Regions from separate parts of the Homo sapiens genome. Here regions 1, 3 and 4 are each linked to region 2. Evidence: read pairs that join two places in POLR2A ChIA-PET (ENCODE). Cell type or tissue: CD4-positive, alpha-beta T cell. All regions are shown on one strand. Each heading gives the region's core, and the rest is flanking DNA. Links, peaks and the distances in the headings are about the cores only. Region 1 overlaps MAD1L1 (mitotic arrest deficient 1 like 1). Region 2 overlaps MAD1L1 (mitotic arrest deficient 1 like 1). Region 3 overlaps MAD1L1 (mitotic arrest deficient 1 like 1). Region 4 overlaps MAD1L1 (mitotic arrest deficient 1 like 1).

Evidence for each region. ChIA-PET counts read pairs that join two places held together with the same protein. Peaks named below come from ENCODE experiments on the same cell type or tissue, not always from the same donor. Only the 100,000 strongest peaks of a DNase experiment are listed, where the experiment ranks them.
Region 1: POLR2A ChIA-PET joins it to region 2 with 33 read pairs; 5 of 35 experiments call an interaction of 5 or more read pairs at or near these places.
Region 3: POLR2A ChIA-PET joins it to region 2 with 13 read pairs; 4 of 35 experiments call an interaction of 5 or more read pairs at or near these places.
Region 4: POLR2A ChIA-PET joins it to region 2 with 10 read pairs; 5 of 35 experiments call an interaction of 5 or more read pairs at or near these places.

Annotation. Positions count from the first base shown.
Region 1 is chr7:2,035,772-2,040,394 of GRCh38, reverse strand. The region is part of intron 12 of MAD1L1 (mitotic arrest deficient 1 like 1); the gene reads left to right. Among named protein-coding and RNA genes, the nearest start is that of SNORA114, 51 kb to the left of the region's middle. In CD4-positive, alpha-beta T cell, for the core only: no CTCF peak of the experiment used is centred there; DNase peaks (open chromatin) are centred at 2,164, 2,209 and 2,784; H3K4me3 peaks cover 1,193 bases; H3K27ac peaks cover 825 bases.
Region 2 is chr7:1,937,970-1,942,592 of GRCh38, reverse strand. The region is part of intron 16 of MAD1L1 (mitotic arrest deficient 1 like 1); the gene reads left to right. Among named protein-coding and RNA genes, the nearest start is that of MIR4655, 96 kb to the right of the region's middle. RefSeq lists enhancers at 1,825-1,924, 1,945-1,994, 2,115-2,204, 2,043-2,628, 2,625-2,674. In CD4-positive, alpha-beta T cell, for the core only: no CTCF peak of the experiment used is centred there; DNase peaks (open chromatin) are centred at 692, 1,962, 2,882, 3,302 and 1 weaker place; H3K4me3 peaks cover 3,022 bases; H3K27ac peaks cover 2,030 bases.
Region 3 is chr7:2,097,220-2,101,842 of GRCh38, reverse strand. All of the region lies in intron 11 of MAD1L1 (mitotic arrest deficient 1 like 1), which reads left to right. Among named protein-coding and RNA genes, the nearest start is that of SNORA114, 10 kb to the right of the region's middle. RefSeq lists an enhancer at 1,335-1,384. In CD4-positive, alpha-beta T cell, for the core only: a CTCF peak has its summit at 2,323 (motif pointing right); DNase peaks (open chromatin) are centred at 1,432 and 2,132.
Region 4 is chr7:2,029,112-2,033,734 of GRCh38, reverse strand. All of the region lies in intron 12 of MAD1L1 (mitotic arrest deficient 1 like 1), which reads left to right. Among named protein-coding and RNA genes, the nearest start is that of SNORA114, 58 kb to the left of the region's middle. RefSeq lists enhancers at 280-959, 1,642-2,323. In CD4-positive, alpha-beta T cell, for the core only: no CTCF peak of the experiment used is centred there; a DNase peak (open chromatin) is centred at 2,444.

The sequences.
Region 1 (4,623 bases), core at 445-4,444, 98 kb before region 2:
GGAATAAAAGGAACAAAGTCCCCGGTGCCGGTGGGGCCACAACACAAGATCCAGCATTCCAGTTGTGGGGATCTGGGAGGGTCCGGAGGAGCTGAGATGGAGCCGCAGAGGCAGCAGGCAGCGTCTTCAAAACTAATCCAGTGTCTTTGCTGTTCTGTGGGTCTACTCAGGTTGTCTGTGTTTCTCTTGAGTCAGTTTTGGTAGCTTTTGTCTTTTCAGGAGTTTGTTCATTTCACCTCCGTTATTAATTTTCGGCATGCAGCTGTTCGTAGTATTCCTTTACAGCCTTTATCTCTGGAAGGTCAGCTAGTGTCTCTTTCACTCCCAACTGCAGTGATCTGCACCCTCTTTCTTGTTTCCTTGGTTGGCCCAGCTAAAAGTTTCTGTCAATTCTGTTGCTATTCTCACAGAACCAACTTTAGGCTTGACCGATTTCTTTTATTGTTTTTGTGTTCTTTATTTCACTTATTTTTGCTCTAATATTTATTATTTCGTTCCTTCTGCTTGGGTCAACTGAAGTTGGACTCCATCAAGATTAAAATTTTTGCCCCGTGAAAGTTCCTGTGAAGAGATGAAAAGACAAGGTAGAGATAAAGAGGAACTATTTGCAAGCTTCATATCTGACAAAGACGATTTGTTATCTGTAATAGATGAGAAAACTCTCAAAACTCAGTAATAGAAAAACAAAACAGACACACCTAATTAGCAAACAAGCAAAAGATATAGACAGACCTTTTTACCAAATAACATATACAGATGACAGTTAAGCCCGTGGAAAGATGTTCAACATCATTAGTCATGAGGGAAATGCAAGTTAAAACCACAGTGAGGTGTCACTGCACACCTGTCAAAGTTCAGAAACGGACACCATCAGATGCCAGTCAGTGTGTAGAGAAACTCCATCTCTGGTGCCTTGCTGATGGGAGAGTGACAGGGTGCAGCCACCCTGGAACCAGCTCGAGGGTTTCTTAAAAACTGCACTGCAGCTCCCATATGACCAGCAGTCGCATTCCTGGGTGTCGATTCCAGTGAAATAAAACCGAGGTTCGGACAAAACCCGACAGAGGACTCTTCCTAGCAGCTTTTGCATAATGGCCAAAAACTGGAAAGAATTCTGATGTCCTTCGGTGGTGATGGTTAAACAACGGTAGTGCCTCCGTCACACAGAGTAATACTCAGGACTAAGAAGGAATTCACTGTGGATAAACATACTTGAATAGATCTCCAGGGAGTTTAGCGGAGCGAAGAGCCCAGTCCCTGAAGGTCGTGTGCTGCATGATCCCATTTGCATGACGTTATTAAAAGGCTGAAGTGATAGACAGCCTGTGGATGGCTGCCGTGAGTTACGGAGACGCACAGGAGGAATCGTGGCTGTGAACGGACAACCCGAGGGGTTTTTGTGGTGATGAAATGTGCTGTATCTTGACTGTATCATTGTCGGCATACGGGTTGTGATACTGTGCTGTAGTTGTGCCAGATGTTGCTATTGGGAGGAACTGGATGAATGCTACTTGTGATCTCTGTATTATTTTTTATAGCTCCAAGTGAATCTGTAATTGGATCAAAATAAAAAGCTTAGATCAGGCACAGTAGCTGATGCATGGAATCCCAGCACTTTGAGAGGTCGAGGTGGGCGGATCACTTGAGGTCAGCAGGAGTTCGAGACCATCCTGGCCAGCATGGTGAAACCCTGTCTCTACTAAAAATACAAAAAATTAGTGAGGCGTGGTGGCACACACTTGTAATCCCGGCTACTTGGGAGGCTGAGGCAGGAGAATTGCTTGAACCCAGAAGGCGGAGGTTGCAGTGAGCCAAGATTGTGCCACCGTGCTCCAGCCTGGGTGACAGAATGAGTGAGACTGTGTCTCAAAAAAAAAAAAAAAAAAAAAAAAAAAAGTCATCAGCTTCATTATCTCCTAACAGCATCAGCTTGTCCTCTGAAACTTTGAAGGCAGGGATCGACTTCTCCTCTGTAACTGTAAAAGCCCTAGACGGCATCTTCCAGCAGAAGGCTGTTTTATGTGCACTGCAAATCTGGTGTTTAGTGTGGCCACCTTCATTGGTGCTCTTAGCTGGATCTTCTGGAGAACTTGCTGCAGCTTCTCCGTCAGCACTTGCGGCTTCACCTTGTACTTTTATGTGATGGGGACTGCCTCTTAATGTAAACCTCATGAACCCACCTCTGCTAGCTTCAGACTTGAATTCTGCAGCTTTCCCACCTCTCTCAGCCTCGTGGAACTTGCTCTGACTTAAGGGAATGTTGGGGCTGGTTTGATCTATCCAGACCACTCAGACTTCTCCGTATCAGCAATAAGACAGTTTCACTTTCTTATCGTTGGTGTGTTCAGTGGAGCAGCACTTTTAATTTCCTCCAAGAACTTTCCCTTTGCATTCACAACTTGGCGAGCTGTTTGGCACGAGAGGCCTGGCTTTCGGCTTATCTTTGCTTTTGGCACGCCTTCCTCACTAAGCTTAATCCTTTCTAGCTTTTGGTTTAAAGGAGAGACATGCGACTCTTCCTTTCTCTTGAATGCTTAGAGGCTGTTGTAGGGTTATTAATTGGCCTGATTTTAATACTGTTGTGTCGCCCAGGGAATAGAGAGGCCCAAGGAGAGGGAGGGAGGGAGATGGCTGGTCAGTGAAGCAGCCAGACACAAGCAGCGTTGGTCGGTGAAGCTTTTGCCGTCTGAGGAGCATAGTGTGTGGCGTCCCAGAATCAATGACAGCAGTAAGATCGGAGACCGCCGATCACAGACCACAACAGACATAACAGTGATGCAATGTCGGAAGTACAGTCAGGACGTGGCGCCCCAGAATCAATGACAGTAGTAAGATCAGAGACCACCCATTACAGACCACAACAGATATAATAGTGATACAATGTCTGAAACGCCATGAGGATTACCAGATGTGACAGAGCCGTGTAGGGAGCACATGCTGTTGGGAACATGGTGCCTCGCCGAAGGCAGGACGGCCACAAGCCTTCCATTTGTAAGAAGCACAGTATCTGTGTAGTCCAGGAGAGCAAGGCGTGCCTGGGTCCATGCTGGCTCCTTATTGTGGCCAGCACACTGTGCTCGTGTAAGATGTTAACAGTGGGGCACCTGGGTGTGGAATATGTGAAAAGTCTCTACCATCTTCTCCATTCTTCTAAATCTAAACCCGTTCTAAAAAAAAAAAAAAAAAAGAAGAGTCTATTAAGAAGACAAAGAAGGAGCCGAAATTTCCACGTGGCAGAAGGCACTGGAACCGGTGAGATCTGATGTGTACCTGGGCCTGATCCACGTTTGCTGCATGGCTGGACACCTTCGTGGGCGCGTGGAAGCTCATGCTGTGGGGGGAGCTGTGGGAGGAGCATGCGGCAGGTGGAGGTCTTCTGCGCGTGGGTGGGCACGCGGAAGCTCGTGCTGTGGGGGGAGCTGTGGGAGGAGTGCTGGAGGAGCCCTGGGAGGAGTGTTCAGGAGGCGGAGCGTGCCTCGTGCGCGTTGGTGGGTATGAGTGGCGTTGGTGGGATCTAGCTGACCACCTCCCACCTGGTTGGTCTGCATCTGTAGACAGCTTAGTTCTTAGGATTCTAGGTACCCAGTGTCATTTCCGACACCTGCTTGGGCTCCCTGTACTGCCAGGGCTGTTGAGTCTTTACAGCACCTCTGATCAGGAGCCCTGGCCTTGGGGAGGTGGGACAGGCACACGTCTGGGTTGCTGGGTTGCCTTTAGGGGTAAGCTCTTCCTTTTGTCTTCTGTTCAAAAGAGGGCCCACAGTGGATTCAGGCCTCTGATTTACCACTGCCTGGAGCTTGGGGAATGCTCTCCAGTGACAACCTGGGCTTCCGTGGGATTTAATTTTGATATATTGGCCTTTGTGTGTAGGAAGAGTCCAAACTCACGACCGGATGGATTGTCCTCCTCAGACTAGACACTTCATCCAGAGAGGACTCTGAGCCAACCCTAAGGGATTCAGGCTGGAGCTCTGGTTCCCCGCACGGAGGTGGCGCAGGAATGCATCGTCCTCCCCTGTCCTGACTTGTCAGCGCTCCTGCGCTCATGCCTGGGAGCCTGGACCCCAGCTCTGTCCCGACTTGTCAGTGCTCCCGCGCTCATGCCTGGGAGCCTGGACCCCAGCTCTGTCCCGACTTGTCAGTGCTCCCGCGCTCATGCCTGGGAGCCTGGACCCCAGCTCTGTCCCGACTTGTCAGTGCTCCCGCGCTCATGCCTGGGAGCCTGGACCCCAGCTCTGTCCCCACTTGTCAGTGCTCCCGCGCTCATGCCTGGGAGCCTGGACCCCAGCTCTGTCCCAACTTGTCAGTGCTCCCGCGCTCATGCCTGGGAGCCTGGACCCCAGCTCTGTCCCGACTTGTCAGTGCTCCCGCGCTCATGCCTGGGAGCCTGGACCCCAGCTCTGTCCCGACTTGTCAGTGCTCCCGCGCTCATGCCTGGGAGCCTGGACCCCAGCTCTGTCCCGACTTGTCAGTGCTCCCGCGCTCATGCCTGGGAGCCTGGACCCCAGCTCTGTCCCGACTTGTCAGTGCTCCCGCGCTCATGCCTGGGAGCCTGGACCCCAGCTCTGTCCCGACTTGTCAGTGCTCCCGCGCTCATGCCTGGGAGCCTGGACCCCAGCTCTGT
Region 2 (4,623 bases), core at 376-4,375:
CCTCTTGGTGGGGTGGGTGCAGGAGTGGTGCTGTTTGTATAGGACATAGGGCCGTCCTCCCATCCCGACACTCGGCTGCCCTGGAGACGGGCCTCAGCACAGGGCTCCCATTACCCCTGCACTTCCAGCACCTGCTGAAATGTGTGGCGCGCGGGCTCCGAGGCATGGAATGGTGTGCCTGACTCTGCGCTGCCCAGGCTGTGGTCACAGCAGCAGGCTGGAAGTTTGGCTGTCGCCCCCAGCCACCTTGGGGCACGGTCCTGTCTCACCTGGAGCAGAGGTCCTGGGCCCCCAGGGGCTCAGGCGTGGCCTCCTTCTGGAGGGGCCGGGAATGTCCCCTCCACTTGCTGAGTGTTGGCCCAGGAGGCTCCTCTGTGGGATGCCAGCTGCTCCCACCATGAGTGGCAGCTCCACCCCTGTATTCACAGCTGTGCTGAGGGCATCCAGGGCCTGGAAATCATGTCAGATGGACAGACAGGTGTGCGGGTGGATGGACTAAGGGAAGAAAGGAAGGATGGCAGGAACGAACGCGTGGAGGTCAAGAGCCTGGCCCAGAATCACGGTGGGGACGTGAGCGGGTGGGTGGTGCCCAGTCTGCCCCTCCCGTGCTGCCTCTAGGGGCTCTGCCTTCTCCAGGCGTTAGGCAGGGAAAGTCCCCTGAACTTACAGAAAGACGACTAGGTGCCTGGAATGTTGCCATCTGCACAGAGCCCTAGCGCCTGTCCTCCCACTTCCCTCGCCCTCCTGGGAGGTGGGTTCTCCACGCCACCAGTTATGGAGCCCAGGCTTGTTCTCAGCCCTGGTCAGCGGTGCCATCGCAGGTCGCTCCAGCCCCAGCCGCAGGTGCCCAGTGAATGCTCTCCGTGACCCAGGGCCTCCTGCTGCAGGTGGAAGCCGGGCCACGGGAACCTGCGCCGACCTTGGCCTCACACTGTGGCTCCGGGAGAGCAGGACCTGGTGGTGCATGCGTAGCGGCTGAGGAGGACAAGCCTGGGGGCTGGTCCCAGCCCGGACACGGTGGCTTTGCACACACCAAGCCTTCGCCCCCAGCGGGGCCAGCAGTGCAGGGCGCTGCACTGTTGGGGGCCAGAGGGTGACAGGATTGGTGTTTAAGAAGAACTTCTCAGTTTTATCTTTTCTCTGTTTTGATTTGGTTTCCTTCATCTCTACTGGCTTGGGCTTTTGGTCCTTAAATCCTCTAATATACAGAATTGTTTCCTGGACCTCAAGCCCCCCATCAGGGGGGAAACCTCATCCCAGGATGATGGGCCGGTCGTGGGGCACCCTGGCTGGGGGCTGGGGGCTGGGGCTGTGCCTCTGGCTCTCGTTCCTGCCCGTGGAACGTTGAACGTTGCCAGGACATCCACCCCGGGGAACTTGACGTCCTCAGGCACTGCTGGGTCCAACGCCAGCGCTGGGCGCACCACCGCTGACCCCCGACCCCTCCTGCAAGTCCCCCTATCTGCTAAGTAGGAGGATGCTGGGGCCAGGCGAGGCCTTGCTGGGCAGCCTCTAGGATGGTCACTACCTCCTCCCACCTGGAGGTCCCTTCAGGAGGTCCGCGGTGTTGAAGCCTGGGGAGGAAGAGGAGGCTGAGGCCTGGGAGAGGAAGAGGAGGGTGAGGCCTGCGGGGGGAGGAAGAGGAGGGTGAGGCCTGGGGGAGGAGGGTCTCACTGCTCTGGGTCAGAGGAGGGCTGAGTACACGCTGTGCGGCCTGGTTCTTGCCAGGGGTCAGCTGACTACAGCCCCGCCTTCTGTGCAGCCCCTCAACTAAGAACCGTTGTACATTTTTGAAGGGTTGAAGAAAATCAAAAGAAGAATATTTTGGGACACACGCGGGTTATCTGAAATTCAGATTCGTGTTTCCGTGCCCGCAGCTCCGTCAGCGGGGCCCATGCTGGCCTTGTGTGCCCTGCGGCTTTCTGGGTGCAGTTGCAGCGCTACGTGGTTAGGACGGGGGCAGGGTGACTGCACAGCCCCGTGACTGGCTGCTCTCCGCAGGAGGCGGCCCCACCCTCTGCCCACATCCTCCCTGGCTCCTCGAGGCTCCGTAGGATGGTGAAGAGGTTGAGATGCTGTCCAGCCCACAGAGGCCCCGGAAAGCCAGTGCCGCCCGTCAGAGGGGTCTCCTGAGTGCGTGTGGGTGGCTGGATTCTGCATACTGGGTTATCTTAACCCCGGCTGTGAAAACTGGATGAAGTAGCAATCCTTTCAACCCCAAGAGTCTGTGATTCAGCCAGAGTTACAAGATGTCTCTTCATCCTCTGAGGTTTACAAGGTTCTCAGAAAACCTGTGAAGAGCTGCGCGGATCCTCTCCTGCCCCGGCCCAGCGGCAGGGCTGCCGCCTCCCTCTCCCCTGGGCCTGAGTGGGTGGATTTCCCCTCCCCTCCTCCTTCCCAGGAGAAGCACAGAGGGAGCGGCCAAGCGAGCCGTGTCTGCAAACCCCGCTTCCCTCTGCGGCGGCCTCTGCCATCGTGCCATGGGGCCGGAGGTCCCTGGTCCAGGTCAGCATGTCCATCTCCACTGGCCTCTTCCATGAGGGGGGTGGCAGGGCCAGCAGTTAGCTTGTGTGACGTGACGTCAGGGGGATGTCTTAGAGTCCGGGGTGGCACCAGGAGGGGTGAGGTCTCTTCCCTTCTTCCCCATCCTCTCCTCTCTCCCTGTTGGAGGCACATTCTGGGCTCTGGGACCACGATTGCCCATGGCTGATGAGCTCCAGCCCAAGTGAGGTCCCCAGGGTACAGCCCAAGCCAGGCCTCGCCGTCCTTCGGGGACTTGGAGAGCAGTGGCCCACAGCAGCCTGAGCTCTTGGGAGGCTGGAGGCTTACTGCGCCCGGTCTCTTCACCCCGTGGGGTGTGTCCACACCGGCCTCTCCTGAGAGCGTGGGGTGATCTGAACACAGGATGTGTTTCCCTGTTCCCCTCTGGGAGATAGGAGAGTGCGTGGGCAGAAGCCCCAAGGGTGGCAGGAACTCATTGCCAAAGGGGAGGAGGCCATTGCTATGCGTGGTGCTGGCCTGGCTTGCTGGGTCATGTCTGTGCCTGACATGACCCATGTCATGACCATGGTCATGTCTGTGCCTGACATGACCCATGTCATGACCATGGTCATGTCTGTGCCTGAGGGACCGGGTGCCCATCCAGTCTCACTGCCCCACAGCTCACAGCCACAAGCTGCAGAATCTCAGCACTTGGCGGGAGCCCTGGCCCGTGTGTGTGCGTGTGTGTGCGCCGCTGGCTCCAGCCCTGGCCTGTGTGTGTGTGTATGTGTGTGTGTATGTGTGTGCGTGCACCGCTGGCCCCGGCCCTGGCCCATGTGTGCGCGCGCCTCTGGTCCCGGCCCTGGCCCGTGTGTGTGTGCCTCTGGCCCTGGCCCGTGTGTGTGTGTGTGTGTGTGAGCGCCTCTGGTCCTGGCCCTGGCCCGTATGTGTGTGTGCGCCTCTGGTCCCGGCCCTGGCCCGTGTGTGTGTGCGCGCCTCTGGCCCTGGCCCGTGTGTGTGTGCGCGCCTCTGGTCCCGGCTCTGGCCCGTGTGTGTGTGTGTGTGCCTCTGGCCCCAGCCCTGGCCCATGTGTGTGTGTGTGTGTGTGTGTGCGTGTGTGTGCGCCTCTGGTCCCGGCCCTGGCCCGTGTGTGTGCGCCTCTGGTCCCGGTCCTGGCCTGTATGTGTGTGTGTGTGTGTGTGTGTGTGCGCGCCTCTGGCCCCGGCCCTGGACTGTGTCCGTGTGTGTGTGTGTGTGTGTGTGTGTGTGTGCCTCTGGCCCCGGCCCTGGCCCGTGTGTGTGTGTGCGCCTCTGGTCCCAGTCCTGGTCTCTGTGTGCGTGCGTGTGTGTGTGTGTGTGTGTGTGCGTGCGCGCCTCTGGCCCCAGCCCTGGCCCATGTGTGTGCACCTTTTCATATGTTTATCAGCTTTTTGGGTGTCTTTTTGGGAAGTGTCTGCTCACATGTTTTGCAGATTTTTAGAGTGGGTTGTCTGACATGCCCTTGGTTATTTCTGACATGCCCTTGGTTATTTCTGACATGCCCTTGGTTATTTCTGACTTCTTCGTATGTTCTGGATCTGAACCCTTTCTCAGAAATGTGATTTTCAAACAGCACCTCCTGCTCTGTGGGTGCCTTTCCACTGTTTCAGTGGATGAAGTTCTTAATTTCTATAAGGTCAGTTGTACTCTTTTTTTTTTCTTTTACGGCCAGCACTTCCTGAACCCTGTTTGAGTAACCTGTGTCTACTCCCAGGAGACAGAATGTGGTGGAATTGATGTTTGTGTGTGATGTGAGGTCGGGGTCTCAGGTGTGCAGTGACCCTGCACCTCCCTGCCGTGGGCGGCTGTTGTTTGTGTGTGGCGTGAGGTCGGGGTCTCGGGTGCGCAGTAACCCTGCAGCTCCCTGCCGTGGGCGGCTGATGTTTGTGTGTGGCGTGAGGTCGGGGTCTCGGGTGCGCAGTGACCCTGCACCTCCCTGCCGTGGGCGGCTGATGTTTGTGTGTGGCGTGAGGTCGGGGTCTCGGGTGCGCAGTGACCCTGCACCTCCCTGCCGTGGGCGGCTGATGTTTGTGTGTGGCGTGAGGTCGGGGTCTCGGGTGCGCAGTGACCCTGCACCTCCCTGCTGTGGGCGGCTGATGTTTG
Region 3 (4,623 bases), core at 286-4,285, 160 kb before region 2:
TGATGGTGACTGAGACAGCTGTGGCCCTGTGTGCACGGAGCCAACAGTCTAGTGGGTGAGCAGCATAGAAGCTGTTCACTTTGGTGAGCATGGAGCCGGTAGTCTGGTGGGTGGCAGCATAGAGGCTGCTCACTTTGGTAAGTTGAGGGAAGAAGCGTCTTTGTTCTTTACTGGCTCTCAGGGTCCAGGTGCACAGCCTCCTGGATGGAGGCCCTTTAGGAATGGAGCCCCAGTCTCACGCCAGGCACCCGGATGGAGACCCTTTAGGAGTGGAGCCCCAGTCTCCTGCCACCCACCTGGATGGAGACCCTTTAGGAGTGGAGCCCCAGTCTCATGCCACCCACCTGGATGGAGACCCTTTAGGAGTGGAGCCCCAGTCTCATGCCACCCACCTGGATGGAGACCCTTTAGGAGTGGAGCCCCAGTCTCATGCCACCCACCTGGATGGAGACCCTTTAGGAGTGGAGCCCCAGTCTCATGCCACCCACCTGGATGGAGACCCTTTAGGAGTGGAGCCCCAGTCTCATGCCACCCACCTGAATGGAGACCCTTTAGGAGTGGAGCCCCAGTCTCGCGCCAGGCACAGTGGCTGTGGCCCTTCCCCCCAGGGCAGACCCCATAGCACAAAAGCCCGCATCCTCTTTGGTGTATGAATGTTCCCACAGTGGAAACTAGGGTTTTTCCAGTCCCTTGTGACAAAGGATTATGAGTTTTTTCCCATTGAAGGGGAGCAAGTTTCTGAGGGTGGGAAGGAAGCCGTTGAAAACAAATTGGCAGCACTCCCCCCATCCTCTTGCTGATGGGGAAAGTGGTTAATTAGGTGATTTTTCTCTTCCCCTGACACGTGCAAATGAGGCTTCGTTAATAACTGCACTGTTACAGAAATGATACGACTTTAACACCAACGTCAAGTTGTCAGGCGTGTCTGCAGAGTGGAGGTGGGGGGCACTGGAGGCCCCTGCGCCCCTCCCGACAGGAGTCATGCTGGAGCCGCGCCTCCAGTCGCTGGGGCTTGGCCTTGGGCAACGAGCTGTTCCCCTCCCACCCTCCAACCCCCTTCAGGGCCAGCTTAATTATTTAAAACTGATGATAAAAACAGAATGAGCTGCCAAGATGAAGTGATGATTTGCGGCCAGGACCTGGGGCTTGGGTGGACGCGGCTCCCACTCTCCCTGCTTGCTGTGTGCTGGCCCAGTGCGGCCGTTTCCAAGGACGCCTTCCGGTTTGCAGCCAGGGCCCAGGACACGGACAGCATCTCTGCTCTCAGGTGTCAGGAGGCCTGCAGATGGTGCAGGGCCCGCTCAGGGCTTGTCCTGCCAGGACGAGGCAGACGCGCCGGGTGGGCAGGTGGGTAGGGTAAAGCAGAAGCAAAGCGGCAGTACCACAGAGCAAGGCACCAGCATTGTAATGTCTGGAGTGTGGCACCCCCTCCAGGAAGCAGGTGCTTCACGCTCAGAAGCGCCTGGCTGTGGCATGCTTCTTACTATCTGTCAGAAGGCTCAAGGTCAAAAGGCCGTGCTTTCTGCCATAGAGTTTCAAGAGTAAAGGAGAACGCGGAGATCTAGTCAGCTGGGATTCCTAGCTCTGCTCAGAAACAGGCTGGGCTTTGAGACCTTTTCCTCCTCATTTTCCCTGCTGGTCTGGAACAGAAAGTACTTGCAGCTGACTGCGCTGGCCGTCGTAAAGCAGTGTGCACCTGTCTCTCAAACCTCAATGGTTGCCTGGGATTTGCTTCTCACCTATGTCCTTATCCATCAACAGGTAGTTATTAAATGCCCATGTCCCTGAGACGGTTTTGGGCTTTGTGTGGCTGGGGGCGAAGTGTAAGGAATGACCTCTACCTGTAAGGAGCTCACAGCCAGCCCCTTGGCTTGAGCTGTGAGAAGTTTGAAAATCCATGTGCTAGGTTAGCCCAGATGACACCAAGAGCATTGGTGCTGGTTCTTCTGAGTCATGCCTGGGGCATCGAGGGCTGGGCTGGTGGGAGGTGACTCCTCACAGTCGGCAGCCAGTCCCACTGGGGATAGTTTCATGGCCAGAATGGCCTACCAGGGGCTCCTCCCTGCAGGGTTGAGAGCTCACGCCTGAGGACTGTTCACAGGAAGCCACGGCCCGGGTGCTTCCTGGGTCTCGGGTAGGAGTACCTCTTCTGAACCACGTCTAATGGGTTTTTTGAAGAGAAGAGAAATGAATCTCCCAGTGCTGACTTCTGAGATTCGGCTGTCTCCCAGCCCGATGCGCTCACTTCCGTCCACGCTCCCGCCTGGCCTCTGGGTGGCGGGTTGTTAGTACAGTAAAGATTGCTAGCTGTCTCTTTTGCAAATCTAAAATGAGATTTCATTTTTTTAAATAAAAAGAAAAAAGTGCTTGAACATTTGCAGCTGGGAGATAGCACAGATTAGAAACATTACTTATCTCTGCTGCACAAAAGAAGGCAGCGAGAGAGGAATAAATTGCTGTTGAATGCTAACGAAGCCAAGGCGGCAGGGGCTGCGGGAAACAACTCCTGTTGAGGAACAGAGCGAGCACCTGACCTGCACCCTCCACAGTGGGCCGGGCGCCGGAGTGCACAGGGCAGGCGGGGCTGTGGGTCCAGGTGAGACAGGCTGTGGCTGCTGCATGTTGACCTGGCGGTCGGGGTGGAGTCTGGTCACCAGTGTTAGCGGTGCGTTGGGGGATGCTCCTTCCTGGACCATGGGAGGCTGTGCTACCACTGCGCTTAGGAGCCTCAGTGAAGCTCACCCTCTTCAGCCACGTGCACTGGGGTCACTTGTGTTTCTGTCACCCTTGCCACCCATCGTGTCAGGAGGCCTCCGTGTCCATGCCAGGGTGCCCTCCATCCCCAGACATTCCGGCACCTTCCTGTTGTTTCCTCTATAAGAATTCCCACCTGCCCTCTTGGCTTAGCAAATTCCAGCTCAGCCTTTGAGGTCCAGTTCGAGTAGCGTCTTTTCTGACCCCTTTATTTGGCCCTCCAGGGGCTTTCCTTCTGTTCCTCCATTTCCCCTTGGGCCCACCTCTGGGGACGCCGGGCCTTGGTGCGTGATGCCTGGCGTGTGGTGTGAGCCCTGTGGTGTGTAGATCTTCATTGCCTCTGGCTCATGCCGGGCAGCTATCGGGTGTGGTAGTGCGCTCCCTTGGGCCTCCTGGAGCAGTGGCAGCAGGCGGCTCTTGCATGTGCCGTGTCCTCCGTGACCAGGGCTGTGCTGGATGGACGTGTCTGCCGTGCTGTGCTCCCTGCCCATTTGTTTGAGGGGGCCGTCCTTAGCGTAGCCTTCCTGACTTGTTAACCAGGCAAGAGACCATACACATGATGGCTTGGGTGACTGCTGCTGCGTACGGCATGGTTGGTGGGACCCCAGGCAGCAGGGGAGAGGGACCCTGGCTATTTGGATCTCTGCGGTGAGTGGGAGGGACTCTTGCCCACTTTGTGTCTGGTTGTCACAGGGTTTAGGGCCCGAGGTCTCTTGTTCCTGTCTGGACTGAGCACCTGGGTCCCCGTGGCGTGTGCTGCGCAGGCCTCATCTGTGGACGGAGGGTGTTTGCCATGCGCCTTCTGCGCAGAGGCCTGGTGTGTGACTGGCGCTCTGGTGCTACGGGGCTTTGGCAGAGGACGGCGCTGTGCAGTCAGCCCCAGTCCTGGGGCCTCAAAGACTCAAGGTCATTTTGAGTCCTCCAAAGCAAGGTGATTCCAAGTGTGTCTTCAGAGTCTGAAGTCGCGGGCGTCCTCACTGATCTGTCCTCTGTGCCCCGAGAAGACAGAGCTGTGTGGCATGGAGCCGCCGCATGAGTGATTCCGCTGCCTTCCTCCCGCTGGAGGTGAAGCTTCCTCTCAGTTCCGTCTTACTTTGATCCAGTGCGACACCGCGCTGCTGAGCGTGCCCTCCCCGTTGGTCTGGGAGACCTGAGTGCAGAAGCCTACAGCAGGGGCACCCCTTCTGCTTTCCCGGCCCTCGTCCCTTGCTGAGGAACACTGCCCAGGCATGAGCCTCAGAATGGGCTGAGTCTCGATGCAGGCGCTGCTCCCAGGGGTCCCAGACGCCTCTGCAGCCTCAAGGCCTCACTGTCTCCCTTCCCCACTCAGCACCACTCCCTGCTGGTCCGGGCAGCCCCTGCTGCTGCTGTGTGTCTCTTGCCTCATCCCCTGTGCCAGGGGCGTGCCCTTCTGCACCTCCAGAGGCCTGGTGCCCGTGGATGGCCGGCTGTGGCTGTGGGTGTCCGCACCTCCTGCTGCCTGGGTTCTCACCCTCATAGCTTCTCTAGGTGTGAGAAGCACTTTCTCATTCACTGCCTGGCTCCCAGCTTGGGTTCCTTGGCATTCTCGGACCCATTGTTCCTCGGCCCCATTGCTTTCTCAGTGGTGTGGACTGAGATGAATTGGAGCAGTCGCCTGTCTGAGGCCTGGGCGGAGTGAGACCCCCTCCCCAGGTGTCCCGGCTCTGGCCCCCACGTCCTCGCTGCCTGCATTGTGCTGCTTTGGATTTTGGGCTGGTTTTGAGTCCTGTCCACTTGGTCTTGGCTGAGGAGGCCTTAGCGGTCATCTCCTCTTGTGTGTCCCGGAAACAAGGACGTTGAGGCCTGAGTGGGGTGAGCGCGTGCTTGGGTGCCGTGGGGTGGGGTGTG
Region 4 (4,623 bases), core at 429-4,428, 91 kb before region 2:
CCGTGACTGCTGTCCCAGCAGGTGTAGCGTGCAGCCCTCATGGCCTCACTCGTGCTGAGTGTTAGCATTTTACTTCTTGCCACTCCAGGTGAGGAACGGGTCTTAATGAATTTTGTGTTTGTCAGTTACGTTTCTTCTGTTGATTGTTGATTTTTCCCAGTTTTCTATTACCGTGTTAGTGATTTTCCTATTGATTTGTAAAAGGTTTTCATGTATTTGTGGCACGTTTTCCCCAGTTTGTCTTTTACCTTTTGTGTTTTTAAGTGGCGTTTTGGGACCCACGGAGGTGTTGGTGTGGCGAAGCGTGCTGGTCTTTCTCTGTCATTCCTTCCACTGCTTCGGGGCCCACAGCCTTTCAGGGCCTTGCTCCATGGAGTATCCATCTTGTTTCCTTTAGTTCTAGTGCAGTGAAGCAGGCGAGGGCAGGGGTGACCGGGTCATCTGGGCTGGTTCAAACTGGGGCTCCGCACCCAGGTGTTCTGTGCCCCCGGGGTGCGTTACTCACACCTGCAGCACCCGGGCTGTCTCTGTGAGAATGGGATGATCGAAGGGCCCACCTCCTGGCCAGCACAGGGCCTGGCACGTGGTGCCTGGCTGGCGAGTGTATGAGTGGGGTGCTGGGCTGGGAGCGTGAGCTCTCGGAGTTCTGCGTCTGTTTATCATGGCCAGTCAGTGGCAGCGTCAGCTGGGTGTCCTCAGCCCACGCTGCTGTACCCCAAGAAGGCAGTAGACACGTGATACCAGTGGGCTGGGGGCATCTTCTCAGCTGGTGCCCTCTCCACGTCCTTCTGCGGGGGCGCCTTGCCCCCCTGCCCCATGCACACTCTCCCTGTGTGCAGAGTGGGTCTTCCTTCCTGGTGTGGGGCTCCCTGAGTGCCCTGCCTGTCCTCGCCTGTTCTTACAGTGCTCACGTCTGCCTCCCTCTCCAGGCTGAGTTCTGGGAGAGCAGGCCGGCGCCACCCCCCTCACCACTTGCTAGGAGCTGGCCTGACCCTGGTGGGAGCCCACAGCCCTGGGCGCGAATTCAAAATGCCAGAAGCAGCACAGGGTCCCTCGAGCCTGGTGGGAGGTACTTCCCATGGGCGAGTCATCTTGTTTTGAATTCTCCTCATGCTGATTTCTGGCCCCACTCAGCCCAGCACAGCTCTGAAGGAGACGAAGGCAAGGCCAGCTCTCCCCAGCTGAGATGAGCTTTCAGTTGAGGAAGGACCCTGATGTCAGAGCTGTTTGGGTAATGGCCTGCCCCTGGCCATGGATGTGCACCAAATCTTTTCAGGACTCGTGGGGTCACTGCTGCCCGGGGGCTTTAGGTAGCTATTAGAGCCCAGGGCTGGGCAAGCGCTTTCCCACCTGCCCGTTAGCATGATGGCCAAGAGCCCAGGCTCGGCTTCACGGAGGCTGGAGACCTGGGGCGCGCGCCTTCCCCTGGAGCCTTGTCCTCATCTGAAAGGGAGGACTCCAGCCTGCCTCAGGAGGTGGTTCCGAGGACTGATTGGCTGATGGTTTCACTCGTTCATTTTTTAATTGAACACACAGTTCCTGAGCACCTGTTCTGTTCCAGGCACTGGACAGGGACTGGGGCCGGGCGTCCCGCATGAATGAGGGGTCAGGGAGCTGATGCATGGAAACTCCTTGGCACAAGGCCCGGAGTGTGCCTGGCACCCTGGGCACTGGCTGCCTGCCTGTTACCCGTCGGTGGAGAAAGCCACCTAGACTTTGCAGCACTGTAAGATTTTTGAACTGTAGAAGACCAAGTCCATCTAATTCCCTGTTTTGCTGATAGGAACGCTGGAGGCCTAGAGAGGAAAGGAACCCGTCTGACTGCTCAGGCTGAGTAGTGGCCCCAGAGCCGTGACTCCACTGTGCTGTCTGTTTCCCACGTTGCCCTGCTCTCCTTTCTCCCTGTCCTGTCAAATAAACTGCACTCAAAATAGAGCCATGCGGCACAGGGCCTGTCTCAGGCCCATGGCCCCATATCCGCGTGGGTCAGGCATGCTGGCGAGACCTTGCGAGGGTCACGTCCTCCTCCCTGGTGAGGGGCCGTCTGCAGCCACTGTGGCTTGGGTATGGCTTCCTGTCAGGATGGTCCCAGTGCCCTCCCAGATGTGCACGGCACCCACGTCGTCATAGCGCAGGTGTGAGCAGCTGCTGTAACAAGGCTGGTGCTGGTTCAGGTGGATGCTGGGGAATGCATTTATACAGCGAACACAAATGAAGTGGAATTTGTCATAGAGCAGTGTGAAATGTAAGTAAAATTGCCTCGGGAAATCATAATTGATTCCACTCCTTCCTACAATAGGTGTTGTAGAGCTTTTTATCAGAGGTTGAAATTGTAAAAACCAGGCTTGCTGGTGGGGAGCCCAGAACAGCCCCTTTTCCCCCTCCCCCACAGCTACACGTGGGTGGTGGAGGCCAGTGGGGAGGGTGTGACGGCAGGAAGCCAGAGGAGGAGCTGGCTGAGGGTAACCCCAAGACAGCTGTGGGGCAGGGAAGGGAGCGTGCTCTGTGTGCCTGGTGCAGCTGCAGGCAGAGGGGTGAGTAGTGGGAGAGGACCCCGTGCTTCCTCTCTGAGCGGCCTGGTGTTCAGCCTCCTGCTGCCTTCAGGAGAGCTCGCGTAGGTGCAGTTCATGGAGAATGCACAGCTGGCTGCTGGAGGGAGGATGCTGCTGAAGGCTGGGGACCGTTTTTTCTCCTGGGGGCTCCTCCGAATCCAGTCGCCCAGCAGAAATAGAGCTTTGTCAACAGTAAACCGGGTTTATTGGTCAGATAAGATAACCTTGTAATGAGACTTGTGGAACTTGAGGCAAAAATGAGGAAGAACAGAGAGGATGGAATGGGAACAAGGGAGAGACATGGTATCATCAAGCTCTGAGCAAGGTTGGCCGAGAGCACCAGGCGCAGGTTGGGGGCTGAGGAGGACAGAAACGCGTCTGACAGCAGGGCGCCTCCCACGGGGCCCCGGAAACCCTCGCTGACCCACAGTATTGCCCTTCAAAACCTGGTCATTGGTGCCCATTACAGAGAACCCTTTCATCGGGAAAAGAGACCGTTTCTCCTCATTCTCAGTTTCCTCTGCCGGGGCGGCGTCTGGTTTGTTTTGGAGGCATTTTCGTCAAGCGCAGATGGGCAGGTTCCACTCCTGCGGGGTCCGGCCACCTGTCACTGGCGCCCTGGCTTACCCAGGGGCCTCTGCACATCAAGGCTGTTCAGGGGCCCGCGTGTAACAGGCTCTAATTAGCGTAAGCAAGTGAATTAGCCTTATCTGTTCATGAAAGAAGTGAAGCAAGAAATGCATTTGGTGACACTTTGTCAGTGCTTTGTTCGAGCTGCTATACGGAAATTATTAATAGTAGAATTGCATTCTGTTACAATCGCCCTCTAATTCAGTCACCATCCATTGAACTGGACTTTTTACCCAGTTAGCAAGGTAATGAGTTTGGATGACTCTGAAAACTTTGTGACCTCCACCCCGGGCGTCACTGTGGGCTGGGGGAACCTCCTCAGGCTGTGTGTGGACCTTCCGTGGAGCGCGGGGCGGGGCGTAGCGGACATGCACCTGTACACAGCTCTGGGTTCCGCGTTTCTGGGGCACTCTCTGCCAGCCAGGGGTGCCCTGCAGAAATGAGGCTAGGATTACACGGGGAGCAGCTTGGGCCAAAGACTCGATTTCCATCTGCTCCCTGAATGTGGTGAGCCCGGTGTCCACAGGACTGTGTAGGAGGGGACAGCCAGCATCTGCCCTTTCCAGAGACCTTTCTCCTGGCACTCGTGTCTGGGCGCTAGGGATGATCTTGTTTCTGTTCCTTGGATTTTTACTTCTCTTCAGCTCCATCTGAAGCTTTTCCCCTCTCTCATTTCATTGTAATCATAACTCGCACATCAACCTCAAATTACCCTCTATCAATCACTCTCTTGCCTAGAAACTTGCTGGGCTCCTCCTCTTCTGCTGCCCTGGGTGTGTCATGCAGAGTGCCCTGCGCCTGCCACCAACTCCCACCGCCCTTGCTCTCCCACTGCCAGAAAGTTAGGCCTCCAGGCCTCTGGAGTCCGAGTTGGGCTCACGGTTCCATCTGAGTGTGTTTGCCCTGAGCTGTTTGTAAATGGGACTTACAACCACAGCCAAGCTCTTCAAATTATGGAGTTCCGTTTAAAAAAAAAAATTACTGCCTTTTAATCTTTTTATTAGAGCATAACAGACATACAGAAAGTGCTTTGTCCTGAGAGTACATCTTAGAGGGCTATGATGAAATCAGTCCATCCATGTCTCAGCTCCACGGTCGGGAACACGGTGTCACCAGGGCTCCCAAGTTCACCTGCCGGCTCCTCCACCTCCCCCAAAGCCCTGCCTTCCCGATTCTCACACGCCAGTTCTGCCCATTTAAAAATGTTGTGAAATGGAGCCATGCAGCGTGTAATCTTTCGTGTTTGGTTTCTGTTGCTGTGTTATTTCATTTCTATCTTATGGGTATATCACGTCATAATTTTTAAAATTTTCTGTGAATGGGCGTTTGAATTTCTTTATTTCTTGGCTACTGTGACTAACACTACAGAATGGGAGATTATATCATCTTTTGTTAGGTATTTGTATTTCAAATGTCTCCTCTCATTCTGTAGCAGCTTTTC